2 separate regions of the Mus musculus genome follow, and region 1 is linked to region 2. The links are chromatin loops, found by intact Hi-C in ENCODE. Cell type or tissue: heart. All regions are shown on one strand.

What was found. Peaks named below come from ENCODE experiments on the same cell type or tissue, not always from the same donor. Only the 100,000 strongest peaks of a DNase experiment are listed, where the experiment ranks them.
Region 1: a loop joins it to region 2, with 6 times the contacts of the local background. A loop is called at or near these places in 6 of 42 quality-filtered maps.

Annotation. Positions count from the first base shown.
Region 1 is chr10:37,136,104-37,138,603 of GRCm38, forward strand. It overlaps Marcks (myristoylated alanine rich protein kinase C substrate), which reads right to left. Exons shown (of 2, transcript NM_008538.2): 1 at 2,331-2,500; 2 at 1-832. The coding sequence starts at 2,432. The coding sequence ends at 5. Among named protein-coding and RNA genes, the nearest start is that of Marcks, 1.6 kb to the right of the region's middle. In heart, a CTCF peak has its summit at 1,002 (motif pointing right); DNase peaks (open chromatin) are centred at 308, 1,058, 1,658, 2,398 and 1 weaker place; H3K4me3 peaks cover 2,500 bases; H3K27ac peaks cover 2,500 bases.
Region 2 is chr10:37,482,680-37,485,179 of GRCm38, forward strand. No RefSeq gene overlaps it. Among named protein-coding and RNA genes, the nearest start is that of Gm31330, 47 kb to the left of the region's middle. In heart, no CTCF peak of the experiment used is centred here; a DNase peak (open chromatin) is centred at 1,082.

The DNA of each region.
Region 1 (2,500 bases), 350 kb before region 2:
GAGCTTACTCGGCCGTTGGCGCGGGGGGCGCCTCCGGACTGCACTCGGGCTGCGGCTCCGGCGACGCGGCGGGGGCTGCGGACGCCGCGGCCTCGTCGGTGGCAGCGGGCGCCTCCTGCTCAGGCCCTGCGGCGGAGGACGCATCGCCCGCGGTGGCGCCGGGCGCGGGCTCCTCCGCCTTCTCCCCCGCCGCCTCCGACTGCTCCTCCGCCTGCGGCTCCTCCGCCGCGGGCTGCTCCGGCTGCTCCGGCTGCTCGGGCTCCGCCGCCTCGGCCTCCCGGGGCTCTCCGCCCGCCGCGCCCTCGGCGCCCGCCCCGCCTGCCTGCTCCCCGGGGGCCGCGGCCCCCTCGCCGCCCGCTGCGGCTGCAGCCTCGTCCTTGGCGCCTTCCGCGGTCGCTCCCTCTGCTTCAGCGCCCTCGCCCGACTCCTTCTTGCTCTTCTTGAAGGAGAAGCCGCTCAGCTTGAAGGACTTCTTGAAGGAAAAGCGCTTCTTTTTTTTTTTCGGGGTCTCGCTGCTGGGCGACGGCGCGGCCCCGTCCTCCGCCTTGGGCGACGACGTGGAGGAGGCGGACGCGCCCTCGGCCTCGGCGGCCGGGGAGCTGGGCTCGGCGGGCTCGGCCTCCGCAGCCTCCTTGTCGGCCGCGCCGGCGCCCGGCTCGGTGGCCGCGGCAGCCTCATCCTTTTCGGCCGCGGCGGGGGTCGCGGCACTGCCGCTCGCGGGCTCCTCCTTGTCGGCGGCCGGGGCGCTGCCGTTGGCTTGCAGCTCCTCCTTGGCGCCCGGCTCGGCGGCGGCGGGAGACGCGTCCCCGTTCACTTTTACGTGGCCATTCTCCTGCGGGGCAGAAAGAAAAAGACGGGGGCGTCACTCGGAGCGACCGACCCGCGCGGGGCAAGCTTCCGTGCCCGGCGGCCGGGGAGTGGACACAAGTCGCCCACATTCTGAGGCCTGCATCAGGTTCCCTTCCCTCCGCCTCGAGCAACGGGAGCTCCCGGGGCTGCGCGTTCCCGGGTGGCGCCGGCAGGGGGCGCTGCTCCTCCACCGCGCGGAGCGCAGCGGGGCGCGGGCGGGAGGGCGCCCAGGGGCGGGGCCACCCCACCCTGCCTAGCCGGGCCCTGCCCGCAGGCCGAGGCGCCCCCGAGCTGGGGATCGCGCAGCCCGGGAGTCCGCAAACAAAGCTCAGGTGGCTGCCCCGGTCGGCCTCTCCGAGGCTCGGCAACCAGCAGGGCTGGGGAAAACCCATTATGTCTGAAGTCTGGCCTCCGCTTCCACGCCCACCTTCGCCCATCATTCTGCAAATTGGGGTGCGCCCGGGCAGCTCCTTTTTGCATTTTTAACGGGTTTAAAGGCTCTTGACAGAGCACGTCTTGCCCCGGTAGGTTTAGAGCAGGCCTTTTTTTTTTTTTTTTTTTTTTTTTTTTTTTTTGGCTCTAGGAAAAGAGGCGTGGTGGGTGCTCGCTGTTTGGAAAGCAGCCACCCATGGCCGACCTCTTGAGCCCACCCAACCATGGCTCTCTGCCTGGGTCGCAGCAGCACTGAGGCAATCCTCGAGGGTGGCCAAGGTGCCACTCACACGAACAGTCCAGACCAAAACACCAGAACTGCTCCCTTCTTGGCAGGCAGGAAAGGGTCTTCAAAAACCCACTGAGAATTCCCACCACACCAGGATACCATTTGAAAAGTCATATGGGTGTGTAATTACACAGCTACCAAAGGGGGAGGGGAAGGGCCATCGCAAAGGCACTTGGAAAAGCTGCCTGTCCGGCTCTAACCAGCCACCTTTCCAAGAACCCGAGGCATACTGCCTCTGGATACAATAAGACAAGCCTTCTCAGCTTGCCTTTCTCCACCGCCATCCGCGTTGGCTCCCCCCTTCCTACACACACATACACACGCGCGCGCACACACACAACCACACCAGAAATCTCAAAGACGACCCAATCTCGACAATAAATACGTGAGCCACCCAAACACCACTGTGGCCCCAAATACAAATGCAACCTGGAGGGGCGTTGGGGGGGGGGTGCATCTAACTAGTCACGTTCAGCCAATCTCCAAACCACGCCATTTTAGACGATTTATCACTCTTCCTCCGGTCTACTCAAGAATTGGCCAGGATCCTTAGGAACCACTCCTTTGGGGTGGGGGTGGAGGGTACCCTTCCTATGAAAAATTGACAATTTAGGCTATCATTACCCATTCAACTTTCAGACTAGAATCTGGCTAGGCTCCCCTCCCTCGAATGCATCTCGGGCGCGACCAGAGGGAAGACGAGGCGTCCAGATTAGAGAAAGACACCCAAGAAATGCCAAGAACCACAGGTAGAATTTACCTGCCCATTTGCTTTGGAAGGCGACGAGGCCACAGCCGCCTCCCCGGGCCTCTCGGCGGTGGCTTCTCCCTTCGCTGCGGTCTTGGAGAACTGGGCACCCATGCTGGCTTCTTCAACAAAGAAACTCAACAGATCCAAGAGAGGAAACAAAGAGCCTTCGGTTGGTGTAA
Region 2 (2,500 bases):
CTGTTTTCTTTTCTTCCGTTAATGGAGCAATTTCCCTGCCCTGATTTTAAATTGAACCTCATTCTCTGGTGCTGTAATTAATCTATAATATAGACTCAATTCAAACATAACCCTCCTTGGTGAGGGTAAGGGAAAGCATGTAGACTGAGGTGTTGACGTGGCTAATTCTAAAAGCGAAGAAACCAGGTTGGGAAGAAATTCTTTCACAGGAAGAAGGATGACATGATTGGGACAGAAGTTGAGGAATTAGGTCATTGGAGTAAAAGCCCTTGGCTTTTACAATGATGGTAAAGCAAGCAAGCCATGGTAATGGATAGTAGAGATCTGTTCTGTGTTGGCTTTTCACTCATGTAAAATTGGGCACGTGAAAATCATCCTTCTCCTGCTCTGCCCACCCACTCATGTGACCAGCAGTTATTTTCCCTTTACATGGGCTCCTGCTAACATTCTGGCACAAAATAACTTACCTTTGTTTGTGCCATTTCAGGCAGGGAAATTGCTCCATTAACGGAAGAAAAGAAAACAGTACAGCCCAAAGGTAAGGCAATAACTAATGAGAATGGGATGCGGAGCAAGACCATTTGAAAACCAAGTAGGTCAGGTTAAGGTTGTCATCTGTTACCAGACCTCCGCAGGTATAGATGGCTTTAACTTGAAGCTTTGGTATTGTCCTTTCTCACTAAAGAAAACAAAACAAAACAATAGCACAACAATGAAACCCTTTAAAATAAAATCAAATAAACAACCACTCCTTCCAAAAAATCCTAAGAATATTTTATGTATCTATTTATCCATTACTTTTTATTTATGAACTAGTTTCATTCTAGTTCATTCCATTTACAGTCTTGTTTATGGATCAATTACGTTTCATTTAACAACAATCAATGTAGAAAATAGAGAAACAAAGGACTCAGGCAATAATCTTCACATAAGCATGCAGAGATTGGACAGGTTCCTTAAAAATCCCTGAGGAGTTTGTGGGAAAACACAGTTAACCACAAAGCCATTCCTGGAATATTTCCGCTTGTCTGGCTCTGGATGATTCTTGGTTGTCACATGGCCGTGTTTCCTTGATCAGGGGCCACTTCCCATGGTGCCGGACACAGCTCTCCAGCTGACCTCTGAGGAATGGTGACACTAACTTCCTGACTCCTAGCTAGCAATATCTTTGATCTGTCTTTTAAAGAAGCAAATCTCAGAGAATAGACACTCAGGGAAAGAAAGGAAGGAGAAGGTTTTTAACAAAATAAAAAGGGGAAGCAGTTTCTGATTTTCCCCATTTATTCTGGATCAGCTTTTGAATATAGAAAGGTATTGTCCCAGGATGCATGTTTAGCAAATCAGCTATTCATGCTGGATCAGTGAAATGGGGCCAATTCTGTCTCCAGGTAACATTTACAGAATGAAACAGAACCAAATTCAAGTATTTTAAAAACTAACTAACTCTCTCTCTCTCTCTCTCTCTCTCTCTCTCTCTCTCTCTCTCTCTCTCACACACACACACACACACACACACACACACACACACACACACCCTCGAGTGCACATATATTGAATACTTTGTGTCCAAGATGAGTGGTCACCTCATCCAATCCAAACCATGGAGAATCTTCAGAAGGTAGCCAAAGTGGTAGGCCTTCCAGATTGGAATTTCAGGTGATATATTCCTACCTAACTGCATACTCAGTACTTTAACAAACGCAGTCTTACAAATATGCTAACAAACTCAATTGGCCTGGGAAGCTTTGCTTCTTTAGTCATCATGTTGTGTCAATCTTGTTATAAAAGGAAAACTCAAGAACAAGTGGGCGTCAGTGGGAGTCAGTGATACCAGAACATGATGTAATACTCAAGGAGGCCTCCAAATAAGGCTGCTTGGGACAGTCATTCAGGATTAAGTTGTTTGAAACAAATAGTCGGTATGCTTTGATTCTTCCTAAGATCCAAAATCTATCTAAATATATAAATAAAAAAATTATGAAGAAATGTCAACATGAATGCATGAATGTATTTACCTTAGTTTTTAGGCTCTGTCCATCAGAGGACAGCCTGTTCCCTGACATGTGTGTGCCTGCCTTTGGATTCCACAACACATTCCAGGAAAATGATATCCTAACTGGCTTGGCTGTTTACTCTGATGAGAGATTACTTGAACCTCATTTCTGTCCTCTTCAGTTTGTTTACGTTAAAGCAAAACATTCTCACACAGGAAAGGACTCCGTAATCTTTCTTAGTGGTGGAAAGCTTCTCTTTCCAGGGTCAGCAATTTTGTGTCTGTAAAGTTAATTAACAGGAGCTTGGAGACCCGTCCTTCAGGCTTCATGTCTGCATCCATGATCTTTGGCAAGGACAGAGCACTACCTCAGACATGGGATGAGATGTGCCAGTAATGGAAGCCTAACTATAATGGTGTTTTCAGCTTGCTTTCTTGTGATACCATAGAAGTTCTAATCACAATCATGTTTGAGGATCTAAGAGAATCCTCTGTGGGGAAAAAAGT